Regions from separate parts of the Mus musculus genome. Here region 1 is linked to region 2. Evidence: chromatin loops called from intact Hi-C (ENCODE). Cell type or tissue: gastrocnemius. All regions are shown on one strand. Each heading gives the region's core, and the rest is flanking DNA. Links, peaks and the distances in the headings are about the cores only.

Region 1 (8,340 bases), core at 61-8,060, 96 kb before region 2:
TCAGCCTTTCTTTCTGTTGGCTGTGTCTGTGTTGGGTGTCATAGCTCAGGCCCATTGTGAAATTGCAGGTCATGAAGGCTTACTTCTACATGTTTTCTAACAGTTTTACAGTTTAGCTTTCATGGGACTTTGATTCATTTTGACCTAGTATTTTTATATGATGTGATACAGGGCATCAATTTTTTCCCATTGAATAAAAAGCTTTTCCAGTGTTAAATACTGGGGAAAAAAATCTTCCTCCACGGTGCAGTGCACTCTGGTGACAACGCATGTGACTGTTAACACTTGGGTTTATTTCCAGTCTTTGAGTTCTAGGCCATTGATTGGTCTCCTCATCCTTATGTCAAAGGACACTGTTGACAACTGGAATTTTGAAATCACAAGTCTCAGTTTTGTTTTACTTTTCCACAATTCTGGGTGATTCGTGGTCTGTGGCTATTTGATCTGCGTTTTAGAATCTCTTGCAAGAACCCCCTGCTGTTCTGAAAGGATTGTGAGGGTTCTGAAGCTCGGTTTAAGGAGCCTCCATCTGAGCAGCTTTACATTTGATGCCTGAATGTGGGATGCTTTCCTGTCTGCTTAAGGCCTTAATTTCTTTTCAAAATCCCTTATGGTTTTCAGAATGTAAATTTTGTGCTTCTATTAAAGGGTTCCTGAATATTTAGAAGTGCCTTCGATGGCATTATGAATGCATTTTTATCTCACTTTCATTCCTGGGTTGTTCATGACAATGTACAGGCATATATTTACATGCCACTTAACAACAAGAATGTGTTCTGTAAGCTGCATCATTAGGTGCTGGGAAAGATCAAGTGTACTCAGCAAACTGCTGATATGAGCCACTCCAGAGCTAAGCGGTATGGTGTAGCCTGTTGATGCCAGGCTACAAATCTACCCAGTATGCTAGTAGTGTTGAATACTGTTGGCAGTTAAAACACGTCAACATGTCTAGATATCAAAACAGCACATCAAAACCATGGTGTCAACATTTTAAAATGATATACCTCACCATGCTTGGAGAATACAGAACTGGAAGTTCCTCTGTGCGAGGCACTGAGTGAGTAACCTTGTGCCTAACTGTCCCTCCATAGGCTGTAACAGTTCTGTGCACTTCCTATGACATATGGATTCCAGTAGTTTTCCTCAACGAAAGTTAACCTCAGCCTACTATAACTTTTTGCTTTGTACACCTTTATCTTAGTGCTTTTGTAATAACATTAAAATACACACACTGGAGCTTTCTCAGTCACTGTTCTGCTGCTTTGAGGAGACACCATGACAAGTCACTCTTGAAAAGGAAAAACCTTAGTTAGCGGCTTGCTCACAGTTTGGGAGGGTCGGTCCGTGATCTTCATGGTGGGAAGAAGGCAGGCAAGGCACTAGAGAAGTAACTATGAGCTTGAAACCTGATCTACAGGCAGGAGAGGGGAGGAGAGACAGTGTACCTGGTGCAGACCTCAGAGCCCACTCCCACATCCTCCCAACAAGGATATGCCTACTCCAACATGGCCACACCTCCTAAATCTTCCAAACCTGGGGACTAAACATGCAAATCAGAAAGCCAGTGGGGGTCATTCTCACTCAAAGCACCACATTACCTATGCAAAATATTTCTTTAAGTTATTTTATAACTTCTATGTAATTTTCCATTTTTAAATATTTTCATTTTTAAGCTTTTTCTTACAAGTACCAGGCAAGCACAACTGTTATTCTAGGTCTACCCATGGCAGGAAGACTAACCTCAAAGCTAGATATATCACAGCACCTTCTGCTGTAAACCCTCAGAGACTGTAATGCTGCCATTTCCTAGAAGAACTTGACTTTCTTCTGGACTTCTTCCTGAAGGACCTCCCTGAGGCTAATTTTAAGTTGTGTGTGTGTGTGTGTGTGTGTGTGTGTGTGTGTGTGTGTGTGTGAAGTATACTTAAAAGTAGTGACTAAAACTATTGTTTTTGTAGTAAAACAGTCACAGAGGCATTTATCATAATCAAGCACTATGTACTGTGGATACTTAGTTTGTACTTTAATCCAAGTGTAAACATAGTAGATTTCTTTATATCAGTTCCATCATAGACTCATGAGTTTTATGTTGTTTATATATATTACATATTACAAACAATAGTTATGGCATAGTAGTTTTTCAGTTCTATCACAATTTTACATTAGTTTGGTATATTTACTCCATTGCTTACCAAAATATCTTTGCTTAGTTCACAACCATCTGATTTTATTAAAGTGTGCGTGTGTGTGTTTGTATGTGTGTGTTGTACTAACACTGTATATTCAAACATATGTGCCTGTGTGCACACAGTCAGTGGAGGTCAGAGAATGTGAGGTATTCTGCTTCATGGTTTTTGACTTTATTTCTTTGCGACAGGGTCTCTCCCTGAACCTGGAGCTAGATAAGGGTGGTGGTGAGCAAGCCCCAGTGATCCTTCTCCGCCTCTTCCCGTCCTGCTCAGCCCTGTTCTTCCAGGCATGCCTGACCACTCGTAGCTTTTGATGTGGGCACTGGGATGGACTCACAGTGTCGTTCTTGCACTGAAAGCGTTTTTTCTCCACTGAGTCTTCTCTCCAGCACCAGCCACAGCTGATTTCTAAAATGTGAGTCTTGTGTCCTATAACCTTGCTAAATTTAGTAGTTCTTAGTGAGTGCAATTGCACTTTAATGGGTGCCTCATGATTTTCTACTTAGACAAATCCTATCATCGCTGTATGGTAATAGTTTTACTTCTTCCTCTCCAGTGTGGATGCCTCTCACTGTCTACCTAGCTGTCCTGGGGAAACTCTGGAGAACAGCGCTGAGCAGAAGACATGTTTCTCTAACCCTGCGAGTAGCAGGAACGTGTCTAGGCTTTCACCGTTAGCCATGCTAGTGTGCTTTTAGCGTGAAAAGGAATTGGAGGGCTGGGGAGATTTGCCACAGAGATATGGGACTCAAGTTTGAATCCCCAGAAGGCATGGACAACTGAGTATAGTCGTACAGTTCTTTAATTCCAGTGCTTCCACAGGAAGATGAGAGTTAGACACTCATGGGCCAGCTAGGCTGCAGTATGCACTGGCAACCAACATAAGAGAAACCCTGTCTCAAATAGATTGGAAAAGAAGAATACACCCCGAGGTTGTATCATGACTTCCACATGTATATTGTGAGCCTGGATTTCCTGACCATACAAGATAACCGTGGGGCTTTTGTTGTATTGATCTCAAATATCATATTAATTTTACCTAATGTGATTGGCCCAGAACTCATTGTTAGGAGACAGTACAAAGCTCATAGTATAAATTTAATTAAATAAATAAATAAAATTTAAAAAAGACCTGCTGTGGGTTTCAAAGAGAGTGAACATTTTGCTTACTGGAATTAGAGGAACAAGGCCAACTGAGTATATTTTGCACAAATGAAATTATTTTCTGTTTTTTCCTCTTAAGCGACTGATTATTCACTCATAATTTTGAGGTTGTTTGGCTTGCAATTCATTTTACTTTTCCTATTATATGATCCCAGCTCTTTTTATATCTTTTAAGCAATCGCAGTGATACTCCTAGCTTGAACTCTATTACCCTTAGCAATTTTTGTTTGGATTTTAATTGAAAGCATTTAAATAGGAAGTGATATATACGTCCAAGCAATCAGCTATGCTCCTCAGGCGTGAAAGGATCACTCTCCTTTGTGCTGGTCTGAACGTAAATAGTGGTGATATACTTCCTACTTCTCAACAGTCGAGGTCCACCCAGAAGCTTGCGACTATATAGAGTCCCGGAAATGTCCTCATTCCCCTTTCTAGCCTCTGATATCATCTCTTAGCATAGAATCATGTTAAATGGGCACGAGGCTTGTGTTTGAACCAATTAAAGGGACAGTACCTTTAACTTGCTAAGAACAGATTGCAGCTCAAGTCCTAGCCATCTGGCACCTTCTTGCCCTTGTCCCACAAGTGCTGTGGGCTAGAAAATGTGGGCAGTGCCAGTTGCTGGACGATTACCCACAAAGGGCTTGCTTTGGGAGGAATCATCTTCCTGAACACAGAGCAGCGTGCTGTCCCTTTAAGTTCTGAAATTTAACTGAATATATTTGGTGAAGGTAAAGCAGTTATTTTAAAAATACATTATTCAGGGATCACAGCGGTGCTTTCAGGGATTAAAATAGTCTAAACAGTATGTAATTTCAGGGTTTCTAAGATCTGCATAGAATTAGCATATCCAGCTGGATATAAAATGATACGTAATACAACACCCACCCCACCCCACCCCACAAAAAAACTGGTTTTCTCTGCATTGTATGTGCCTTCTTTGGTTGGGAGAGAAAGATAAAGTATTGTATAGCCTCCTATAGGAGATACTGTAAGGGCTTCAGAAACAAGTGCACTCTACATTTGAAAGGCTCCCTGTTTTCTTCGCAGGTCAGATGAGCAAGATGCAGAGAATGGTGGGTAAGCATCCCAGAGATTAAAATGGTACCTACCTACCACATAAAGAAAACTTAATGAGATGTTATCTAAGATGACTGGCAAATAAGTGCCATTCAGTGTGAGCTAATGCCTGCAGTCCTGGAAATAAGCCCACCTTACAATTTACCTAGAAGAAAGTTAGCAAAACTAGATTCAGTAACAGCTAGTATAATTTACTTCTTAATAATGTGTGGGAGCTCTTTTTCTAAACCGCTGTATTTCCAACTTCATAGGCAAACTGTGAATTATTTAGTGTCTTCAGAGAATTCCCATCATTGTCTCACCTGCAGAGAGCTGGGGAGGATAAACTGAATCTTTATTTAACTCTAAATGTGATTTCTGTACATTTAAGACCACTTTTAGAAATTATACGTATACACTTTTGTGTCAATTTAGCAGTTAAAACTGTAGCAATTATTTCTGGAAGGCAGAAAGAAAAACTGCACTCAGGAAGGTTCTGAAAGTGGCTGTCTGCAAACTGGTGAAATCCCGAGCCTCGGAAAGCCACATTTGCTTATCCAACAGCACATGCGCACCTGGGCCCCGCAGAGCTGTGCATGCTGCGCCTGCCGTCCAGCCCCAGCCTCTCTGCTCCCTGGCCCAGACATCATGGAAACAAAGCTGACTCGTGAGGGGAAAGAACTGTGTGCGTCCCTTCCCTGTCACATTTCTTCTTCTAGCTCTGCCAGCCAGCAAGTGGATTATATCTACACTTGATTCTAAGGAGCAGTTTGCAGCAGGTGGATTGTATCTACACTTGATTCTAAGGAGCAGTTTGCAGCAGGTGGATTGTATCTACACTTGATTCTAAGGAGCAGTTTGCAGCAGGTGGATTGTATCTACACTTGATTCTAAGGAGCAGTTTGCAGCAGGTGGATTGTATCTGCACTTGATTCTAAGGAGCAGTTTGCAGCAGGTGGATTGTATCTACACTTGATTCTAAGGAGCAGTTTGAGTTCCGGTGCCCACTGAAGCCAGGGCCGTCAGATGCCCCTGACAAGTCCTGGTGTTGGGAATCAAACTTGAGTCACCTAGAAGAGCAGTATTTGCTTATCTTTGTGAATATGCGTCTTTCTTAATTCCCTTCTCTCTCCAAACTTTGCCATTACCAGAGGAAAGTTCTACTTTATCATATTGCTATTAGTGGAAGCAAAGCAAAAATCTTAACACAACACTACAGATTCCCTGGATCATTTCTAATGGATATACCAGCTCACACCATACAGGGGACAGCAATCCAGAAAGAAATCCTTAAATCCTTTCAGTTTGGCCCCAAATTTCACCTCCAAACTGAATTTGCTATTTTCAAACAATGATATTCACAATTATTTTAATATATTTAGTATGGTTATTCTTATTCTGTTCATAATACTGATACTAAATTTTCTACATTTGTTACAAATCATAGAATCTAATCTGTTGTATATTTTTTTACTCTAAGAACGTCAATATTAAATTCTTAATTCCTATAGAGCTATAACTTCTGAAAAGATGAAATGGCCTGCCATTTTTCTCATTAGCTAAGTGTTTGTTTCTTACATATTCAAGACCACTATAAAGATGGGCATTCTTCCATTATAGAAATTCTTTTCATAACTTGAGTTTGCACACTCCTTGGCCACTGCTCCTACAGTTCCCAGGTGCATCAATTAAAAGTTGTTTCCTGTGGATCACGTCAGGAAGAGTTCAGAGTCTAAAGCTCTTCATATTGTGGCTCGTCGCTGCTGCTTCACCTGTCCAGTGAGCTTGTGTTTCAGAGAAGAGAATGGAATCCAGGAAGTCTGAGAGCCTTGCTGAAGCCCTGTGGTGCAGCAGGGAGCACTGGCACCCAGGGCCAGGCACTGACTTTCATCTAGAAATCCACAAATAATGGTATATAGCTCTAGTTCTTAATAATTCCATTCCCTCTCCCTGAAACAATGGGAATGCTGTGGAAGGGTAGTCAGGAGTTATTTATACATTTATAGCTTACTGTTGATGAGCTGATTTATTGTGTTTTCTAATGATTCAGTGTATTTTCCTTTGAGAAGTTCCAAGTCACTTATAGAAAGGTTATTCTGGTAAAGCATTGTGGCTCTTAAAAATATACAAAAACTGAGGCCTTTAAACTTTTTCTCGTATTGTGAATATTTGGCCCATTCTCAAGTCATTGTTAACGTTATTGACACCATGATTTTTATTGGGTGGGCTTTCCTCCAGAGCGGGGAGTCACACCGTGCACTGCATAACAGCACACAAAAGAAGCCAGCAGAGTGCCATTGTGCCATTGTGCCATTGTGCCAATGTGCCATTGTGCCATTGTGCCATTGTGCCATTGTGGCCGGAAGGGTTAGGGATTATAGACTTCCCCAAACAAGATCCAATGCTTTCACTTAGGCTTAGATTTTACTTCTCAAAACATTTAGGTGTAAAAACTTGAATTATGATTTGTAAGTCAAGCCAAGTTTGCTTTAGGAAGTTATGCAATAACTTTAGTGTAAGCGGGGCCATGTCACACCTGATTTTCCTGTTTCCTCATCTCCCATTCTTAGACATTCAGAGTTCCTTTACCCATCGGCTCCTGCTGGCCCTGTTGGTTCCTAGCTTTTCACCTAGTTGATTATATTCTGTTTGTTTTGGTTTTGGTTTTGGTTTTTTGAGACAGGGTTTCTCTGTGTAGCCCTGGCTGTCCTGGAACTCACTCTGTAGACCAGGCTGGCCTCGAACTCAGAAACCCTCCTGCCTCTGCCTCCCAAGTGCTGGGATCAAAGGCGTGCGCCACCACTGCCTGGCAATTATACTCTTACCTAAAAGTATTGTCCTGTAAAATTCTAAAGATGATAAACTTCTAAATTTCTATCAGCAACTGGATGATAAAGTGTACTGTATACAGGCTGTGGAATATTACTCAACCTTGAAAAGGCTCTGATTCAAGTCACACTTGTGAATGGATCTTGAAAACATTTTACTAAACATAAGCCAGTCACATCTGCATAAGATCCCTCGAATAAACCAATTCATAGGATTAAAAAGAAAAATATAGTAACGATTGCTGTGGGCTCAGGGAAAGGCCAAATGAGGACTGGTTTATTTAATGGGATGATGACAGTTGTAGCAGTGGGAAGTGGTGAGGACTGTAGACCCTGAAGGGCCTTGATGCCTGTCATTTAGACATTTAATGGCAGGTTCATACTGTGTAGAGTTTGCTTCAGTAAGAAAGCAATACTGACCTGAGCTCTCTGTGACATGAAATAATAGCACACTCCTTTGGGTTCCAAGTGTACGCTGAAGGAGCAGCCGGCCTCCTACCATTCTGAATGGCTCCTTCATTCTCATACAGGGTGGAAAAACCACAGCTGTGTTTACTTTTCCAACCCCATCTTCTATTTTGAAATATAACCTGTTTGAAAATGAGAGCCAAGGTCAAATAACACAGCTTTCTGCTCACCTCTTCAGTTTGCCAAACATTGTTTTTCTAGTGGAGTTCTAGGCTAGGCGAGGCCAGTGAGAGTAACACTATCACTCCTGTGTTCAATGGCAGAATTGAATTTGCCTGCCTCAGGACATCTGGATGCAGAGGGGTACAACATAGCTGCTTTCACGTTTGTGCATATATGAAAATGCACAGTGTGAGCCAGCAAGATGGCACAGTGGGTAAAGGCACTTGCTGCCACACTGGAAGACAGAAGTTTAGTCCCTGGAGACCACGTGATATTAGGAAAGAACTGACCTCCACAAGTTGTCCTCTGACCTACAAAACACCGTGGCATGTGTGTGTTCCTGTTCATTCATCTCTCTCTCTCTCTCTCTCTCTCTCTCTCTCTCACACACACACACACACACACACACACACACGAAATAAATAAACATAAAAACTTTGTTTAAATGTACAGCTTATATTTACTAGTTA
Region 2 (8,340 bases), core at 240-8,239:
TGTTGGCAGTGGTGGTGGTGGTGGTGGTGGTGGTGTCTCTTGCTGATAGTCTTTTTGTTAGCAGTATCCCTGGCAACTCTGGCAGTGATGTAGAGCATCACAGAGCAAGAGACAGGAAGCCTTTGTGTATGTATGTCTAGTCTCTCTTCCTCTTCTTATAAGGCTTATAAGATCACCAGATTGAATCACGGGGGCTCCACCCTAAAATGTGCTTACCTCTGAAGCAAACAGTCAGTTTCAATTTCTACACTTCTACATTCTTATTTGTGTGCATGTGTGTACACCTACTGTGTGTGTCACGGTGCGCACAAGGAGGCCAGTAGACAGCCTCTGGGAGTTGGCTCTCTTTTCTCCGTGTGGGTTCCTAGGATGGAACTTTAGCTTTCAGGCTTGATGGCCAAGCTCCCTCATTGTGGAGTTATCTCACTAGTTCACGTTTCCATGTGCTTTCAAAACAGAAACCAAAACCAACCAGCCAAACAACAACAACAAAGAAAACACCACTAAACTGTTTATTTTATTAATATAGATGTTTTATCTGCATGTAAATCTCTGCAGCGCGTGTGTGCTGGTGCCCGTAGAGGCCAGAATAGGGTGACTGTTGCAGGATGTTTGATCACACTGTGGACCCTGAGATTGTGTTATGGTGGCTCAGTTATTAACACACCTTTAATCCCTCTGGCCAGAATAATGACATGTCCCTCCTACACACCTTTAATCCCAAACAATGAAGGTAAAGTTGGTTTGTAGAAGAAAGCACCCATGCTTGCAGGGGGACAGAGACAGAGAGATACAGACAGACAGACAGACAGACAGACAAACATGGATGGGGCAGCTTGAATCTGTTAGTGTGGAGAGGAGATTTGAGCCAAAACAGCAGAAGTTCAGAAAGAACTAGAAAGGGGCTAGCTTATTCAGCAGCAGGTCCCAGAAGCTGAAAACATTGTAGGCCTAGATTAGATTATATGGAAACGAGAAGTTTCCAGGGGCAGGCCTAGGTTAGCAGACTAGGGTAATAAGCTTGGAGATGACATGCCAGGACCTAATTACAGGTGATGGTTACAGGTAGTTGTGAAACATCACGTGGATACTGAGATTTGACTCTAGGTCCTCTAGAAAAGGAGCAAGTGCTTTTAACAGCTAGGCCACCTCCGCAGCTCTGAGTTTCCCCATTCTTAATATCTCACATTGGGGATAAACCTCAGCATGACTTTTAGGGGACAAATCATATTCAAACTGGAAGGCATTAAGTCTTAAAAGCATGGGTAGAAGAACCAAGCAGATGGAACTGGTAGTTCTACAAGGCCTCACAATTTTTTCATTCTGTTCTCTCTCTATGAGGGGCAGCTTATTGTTAATTGCATGTAGTTGGAAACGTCTCCTTTCTCCTGTTCTAGGTTAGTCTATGGATGGTTCTGGGATTTGCAAATTGTTGTTCCATAAATATCCAAAATATGAGGCCTGAGAAAAGAGGTGTTCATTATTATAATTTTAATTACATGCATTTAGTTTGGATGGAGTGTTGTGCATGTTTGTGTGTCTGTCTGTCTGTCTGTGTGTGTGTGTGTGTGTGTGTGCTTGCACACTTGAGTAGATCAGAAGAAATTTCTGGTAACTCCTGATGAGTTACCAGAAAGTGAAAATAATATTGTAAGATTAGATAGTATCTGGGGGTAACTTAATGGCACAGCACTTTGAGCAGCCTATGGAAGGCTCTGGGTTCAATTTCTTGGGCAAACTGCCCCTATCTTTCTATACTGAGTTCTGGGGAATCACACTCATGTGGTCAGATTTGACCAAGTGCTTTCTTTTTTACCCACTGAGCCAACAAAGGTGTTTCTAAAGTTATCAACTTGTGCTTTCACTCCCTCAGGACAGAGCAGTGTAGTAATGGGTTTATAACTAACATTAGGCCTTATGTAACAAGTTCAGAGGTCATTACACTCACACTCAATGAACAGGGAAATTGCACAGGGCCTGTCTATGCTACAGTAGTATAACAGTGGACTTCAAACCCAGCAACCCATACTGTGGCTACAGGGTTTATTGTATCTGATGTATAGTGTTTAGCTAGAAATAAGTCTGTAATAATATTTACTTTTTCCAATGCTTCTATATTCTCTTGGCTTTTGTTACCATCTGCAGTAAGAACAAATTATCACACATTTAACTAACAGGCATTTGAAGGCAGATGCTGCATTTATTGTAGCTCATTTAAATTCTTAGGTATGACCATCATGAGAATAAAGTTTTTAGAGGGAACCATATTTTCTTGAATAAAGAGAAAATGATTGGAATTTCAAAAAACTCATGATGAGTTACCAGAAAGTAAAAGTAATATTGTAAGATCAGATAGTATCTGTGGGTAATTCAATGGCACAGCATTTTGAGCAACCTATTCAAGACTTTGGGTTCAATTTCTAGCATGAGATGCATTAAAAAATTGGCACTTAAAAACTCATGCAAATTCTCTCATTTAGATTTTAGATACAACTTAAACTTATTACATCAGATCTGAATGAACAAGAAACCTAAAATTATGGCCAGCTCTATTGTTTTTGATCCAAACGAACTGCTACTGACCATTGCCAACGGTGGCTCACTATGACTTTAGAATCATGATCATCTAATGTGTTGAGGTTGGTCCAGAGGTGACCCAAGATGACATTTCTATAATGAAGCTGTGCTGTGATCAAATTACCAACGTTAGACATTTATCAGTAGTTTAAAACCTTTATACATTTTAGTATAACATTGTTGTAATCTTATTCTTGCTATTCCAAAAAAAAAAAACCCACCAAAAGAAGCCATTTATTGTTTCTATTCACAAAAGGTTATACTTAGTGAAACCATTAATCTTTAGATGAAAAAATTAATACAATAGACAAATTATGTCAAATTTTAAAGTTATTTTGTTCTATAGATAATTAAAGTATAATTTGTTCTAGAAAGTAAGAAAAGGGAGCTGCTAGTCATGTCTAAAAGCTCGTTTGGACATCTGTGAGCTACCATAAAGTCTCTTAATCAGAACACGCATCTTCTGCTTGGAGGTACTAAGGGCACAGGGCTTCTTCAGACGCCTGCCTGGGTCCCTCTGGCCTCAGCTTCCACTTAGCTGAGTGATCTCAGACAAGACAATTAGTGTCTTTGTGCCCCAGATAAAGCAGGGAGGATAATAACAGCACATACCTTGTGGATTATGTGAAGAACGAATGAGTTAACACATAATAATGTCCTTAGAACAGTGGCTAGCACGTGGTGAATGTTTAGTAAACATTAGCTATTATTTTTATATGTGATAAAGCATAGAACTATGACTAATATAGTAGGATATAGTACTAGATGCTATTTTTTGTATTTTGATTAGGCATCATCAATATTTTTTCTAAACAACAATTTACTGTGCTTCTTATTTTTTCTTATTTTTTTAAAAATTTTCATTTAATTTCATTTAATTTCTGTCTGACCACACAGGGAAGCAGAGAAAGGTGGCTCCTCTGAGTGAAACTGATCATTTAGTGCCTGGAATCAGGAAGCTTGCCAGTGTGGGCAGACACCAGGCAGACGCCAATCTGACACGCCACTTCTTTATTTTGTAAAATCTTATGTTTTTGTTTATCTCATGTGAATTAATAGGAGGTATCTGATGTAGAGCTTTAACTATTCCTGATTAGGGTTTTATATACTTTCTTATGCCCATCTAAAATCTTCGTACTTCTCATTTTCCTTGCAGAAGAATAACCCCCAGTGCCATCACACAGAGGAAATGACCACAATGAATTGTTACATTATGCCTGGTCTTTCTCCCAAGAGACCATCAGCTCCGGGGTAGTAAACTAGGTGCTCTCCATTAATAAATCTGATGATGCGATGCTGTAAATTTTCTTGTTGACGTGTACAATTCAGAATGTGATGTTCTCCACCCTACCCTGTAACGACAAACAGGTTGTAATGGCAGGTGCATTTTGTTCAATGTAGCATCCATACACTAATCCTGAAGTTGTTTTGATTCACAAGGCGACTAGGACACTTAAAGACATTTCTAAGATTAAAAGGGTTAAGGATCCTTCACTCAGCTTTAACTAAAACATCTCACCGGATGCAGGTGTATTTGCAAAATTAGTTTGGCTTCAGCGTCCTCAGCCCCAGGTTGTAGAGAGCACTGGAGGGTGGAATCCTTGTAACTTGCTTATCGCAGCGCGCGCGTGTCTTTGGGCGTCGGAGTCCGCGCAGGGCACGTATGGACCCACTTTTCTAACCTGACCCTCACCTCAAAGCCTGTCAACTCTTAAGTCCCTCCCTCCGCGCGAGGCCCGCCTCTCTCATCCACTTCCATGCTCCGCCCCCAGAGCGGAAACGTGGTACTGTAATTGGCCGAGTCTCCTCTCACTCCGACAATACAACCATTCCTTGGCATCCCGGAGTAGGGTGGCGCTGCCAATCACAGCGCTCGCAGCCGCAGGAGCCGGGTCCGGAACGCCCAGAGGCGGGGCCGGAGGCGGGGCGCCGACACAGGATTAGTTGCCATTCCGAGTGAGAAGCGGGTCGAGGTGGCGGCGGCAGCGGCGGCGGCGTTTGCGGTGGCGCGGGTTACGCGCAGCGCGAGGCGCCTCGAGGCCCCTTTCTCTCCTCCGAGGCTAAAGTCCCGGCGCTGCCCGTGGTCGCCGAGTCGTGTCGCGCGGGCGACCCCCCGCGAGGGCTGAGCAGCCGCGGGAAGCGGGCGAGTGCCCTGTCAGCGCGATGCCCGGGGCGGCGGCGGCGGCGGCCATGGGCTCGACGCGGGCTCTGCCGTGAGCGCCCCGCAGAGCGCCGCGGGGCGGTTGAGCCGTTGGACGTTGGCCGTCGCGGCGTCCCCTCCCCCTCGGCGGCGGGGTGCGCGTCGGAAGGGGAGCCCCGCGGCTCCGCCCCTCCCCGCCCCTCCCCCGTACACATCGCACGCACCGCGGCGCCGGCTCCCACACGCTCGCTCGCGCGCCCGCCCGCCCGCCCGCCCGCGGAGCCACCATGTCCACTGCGTCCTCCAGTTCCTCTCAGACCCCTCACTCCGCGCCGCAGAGGATGCGGCGCAGCACCGCGGGCTCCCCGCCCGCCGCTGCCGGGAGCGGGACGGGGCCGGCCGGGAGCTGCGCACCGGCTGCGGGAGCCGGTCGGCTGCTGCAGCCCATCCGCGCCACGGTGCCCTACCAGCTCCTGCGGGGCAGCCAGCACAGCCCCACGCGCCCGGCCGCCGCCGCCGCCACCGCCGCCGCCGCGCTCGGCAGTCTCTCCGGGCCCGGAGGGGCCCGCGGCCCCAGCCCGTCCAGCCCGACTCCACCGCCGGCCGCTGCCCCAGCCGAGCAGGCGCCTCGCGCCAAGGGCCGCCCGAGACGGTCCCCCGAGAGCCGGCGGAGGAGCAGCTCACCTGAGAGACGGAGTCCCGGCTCGCCCGTGTGCAGAGGTAGCGAGCCCAACCCTCCCGTCCTCCCGGGCTGCGTCTCCCCGACGGTGCCCTGCGTGGAAAACTTCAGCCTCTCCGGGCTTCTGTTTGCTAGTGCATTACCGAAGGTGTGAAAGTGGCTTTGGGAATCTCACCCCCCACCCTGAGGTCGCTGCAGGGCTTGGAGGAGCGACCTGGAAATCAACTTTTATCCGACCCTCACACCGCCACTCAGATTTTATCTTGCATCCCTCGCCTGCAAAAGAAAAGTGTTTCGGTTTAATAGCTTATTAGCTTTCTGTGTTTGGAGCCGGGCAAGGAGGAGCCGTGTGAAACCCTTAAACACGCACACAAACTCTCTAGCGGGGCATAAGGTGGTAGTGGTAATCTCTGCAGCCTTTGTGCTTTCCCACAAAGTTCTTGTCTGGAGTATGTTTGTGTTTTGGAGACTTGATGGCGGTAGTTAGGTTGTTAGAATATCCTTTGCATGTGTAGGGGAGGCAGTTTAAAGTGTATGCTGTTTATCCATCCTCTCCTCTACTTTATATAGTCATGTATTAGATCACTACTGCACTACAAATGGCTTATGCCGGAATGGTGGTTTTCGTGGTGAATTTCTTAAAGCCTGTTTGTGGAGTGTGTTCACTTTTTCCTTGCATCTTTAAGTATACTTAGCAGTTCAGCTGAGCTGTGTAGAGAGATCTCCTTTCTTTTTTGTTAGGTATCAAAGGTAATGGTGAGTGGGAGGATGTTGTGGACTCCCCTTAATGTTTTCTGTTTGGGTTTGGTTTTGTTTATGCCTAGGGACATACTGCATGAACTAGTTGACTCCTGGGGGAGAAAAAGAAAATTAGGCAAAACAGGGACGTAACCGGCCATAAGGGAGAGTCGAGTACCTAATATTCTTAGATACCAGCCTAGAGCTACAGTTGCTGCTGCTGCTGCTACTACTGCAGCATTGTGGAAGGAATCATTCGGAGTAGGGAAAGAAAACAACAAAAAAGCCTGCTCAGAAGGGAAATACTACCAAGCTTCATACAATGTTTGTGTGGTATGTGGGGTTTTTTTGTTTAAGGTGGACGTTCTTAAGGTGTTTAGAGTTAGGGAAAGGGATTGCAATATGATAGATCAAAGTTTAGGTATTTTTAGCTTTAATTTAGATGTGTAATTAGCATGTTGCTAAAGCACTTGCTTTCAGATCCCTTGATGGTAAGCCTCTGGGTAGGATGTTAGTGCGGTGGAATAAGTGCAGGAGCACCAAGAAATACATCCTGTAATCTGTATGCACCAGGAGGGAATTGCTCCCCACTCCTCCCCCAGGTCAAGCCAGCTGCTGCAGAAACTGACATCCTCCAGCAAATCCTGAATGAATGAATGAAAACAACGTGATCGCCCTAATAATGACCACAACTGAACACACATCCTTGGGTGTATTTTATGGAAAACTCCACCATTTTCTAACAGATTAATGCCATATGCAACTCCCTTGCACATTTTTTGGAGCTGTGTTAAATGAGAGGTAACAGAAAGAAAAGCAGCAGCAGTCACAGCCGTTTTTGAATGATTTAGCTTTAACAGTTTGTTAATGGGAGTTTGGGGGGGTTTCTTTTAGGAACAATGTGAAAATAAAATAAAAATAGGAATTGTAGATTGTGTGCAGAGGATTTTGTGGGCTGTGTTTGAGAAGTTTTGGCAATTGCTGCAAAAATACAATGGGCACCTAGCACCTCCTTTCCTTTTGTTGATAAACAGTAACATCTTAGCACAGATAATAGTACAACTTGTTTTTCTACATCCTTCAAAAGCCCTAATTGCTTAGGAATTACATGCCCCATCATGAAGCAGTTTTAATGAAATTTGTGATCAGGATTAAATTCTACTCTTTGTTGTAGAATGGCACACCAGAGTTTAATGCAATCACGATGAAAACACTTGGTTTTGAGTCTGTTTGTGCAGTAGACAGATTTGCAGGGTCACAGCTTGTGCTAGGAATTGAGGAGCTTTCTGTGCTGTAGTTGTGCTATGTGTAGCATTAGGTGTTTTGTCAGTTTCTTGCATTGAAGTGATTTTTGAAAGCATGCTCTTGTGCTCCTAGTTTCTTGATTGTATTATCACTATGTTATTGGTCCACATTCTGCCTTGTTCTCCTCTGCCCATATTGAAAGTACAACATGTAAGTAATACGTTCTGTCTGCTTAGCCACTTCAAATCTCTCCTGAGACTTAACAGTTGCAATGAGTTTCCATTGAATTCACTCAGGTTCCGGCGTCAGGGGGTTTTAGTCTCCATTGACCAAAGCGCTGCTGCTGCTGCTGCTGCTGCTGCTGCTGCTGCAGACACTGACACTGACATCACTCTACTGCATGAATGAAAAACAACAACGTGCACCGTTTCTTCCTCTGCTCGCCTCCTTCCTTTTTTGCACCTCTCAAAGTGGGAGGCTAGACATTATATTATGTCTTGAGAAATGACACACAACACTTTTTAGGTAGACATTGACTCGGGATATGTATTTCATGGAGATGTACGTTGTTTACAAAAAGCTTTCAGAGCTCTGGGAATTTGGATTATGGGTGACAAGGAAGCATTCAGAATTTTATTCCCCTTTTGTCTAACTATGGAAGAAAGTATAGAAACTAAGTTTTCTTATTCTTGTATCACAAAGAATTGTAAGCAGGATTTTGAATCCAGTGTCTGTTTTTCTCATAAACACTCCTAGCATGCATATTTATGGGGTTAAGCTAAGTAAGAGTTGGTGCTTGGGTCAGAAAACGGGGAGAAAACAATGCTGTAAAGAGGAGCAACCAGTTTTAAGATTTATCGTATTGTACTTTAACATCCAACAGAAAGATAGTAATTCTCTTTGTTTTTGTACCGTAGCTTAAATGCTACCTTAATGGAATATGCATAAGCCTGCTAACATC

Evidence for each region. A loop is a pair of places that touch in the nucleus more often than their neighbours do. Peaks named below come from ENCODE experiments on the same cell type or tissue, not always from the same donor. Only the 100,000 strongest peaks of a DNase experiment are listed, where the experiment ranks them.
Region 1: it touches region 2 in a loop (2.0-fold over the local background); 3 of 42 quality-filtered maps call a loop at or near these places.

Annotation. Positions count from the first base shown.
Region 1 is chr6:8,409,207-8,417,546 of GRCm38, forward strand. All of the region lies in intron 3 of Umad1 (UMAP1-MVP12 associated (UMA) domain containing 1), which reads left to right. Among named protein-coding and RNA genes, the nearest start is that of Gm46952, 68 kb to the left of the region's middle. In gastrocnemius, for the core only: no CTCF peak of the experiment used is centred there; DNase peaks (open chromatin) are centred at 3,949 and 5,010; H3K4me3 peaks cover 277 bases.
Region 2 is chr6:8,504,883-8,513,222 of GRCm38, forward strand. It overlaps Glcci1 (glucocorticoid induced transcript 1), which reads left to right and starts at 4,718. Exons shown (of 8, transcript NM_133236.3): 1 at 4,718-5,437. The coding sequence starts at 5,005. It overlaps A430035B10Rik (RIKEN cDNA A430035B10 gene), which reads right to left and starts at 4,279. Exons shown (of 2, transcript NR_040452.1): 1 at 4,097-4,279; 2 at 2,177-3,929. In gastrocnemius, for the core only: a CTCF peak has its summit at 4,564; DNase peaks (open chromatin) are centred at 3,550, 4,441, 4,811, 5,334 and 2 more places; H3K4me3 peaks cover 4,352 bases; H3K27ac peaks cover 2,811 bases.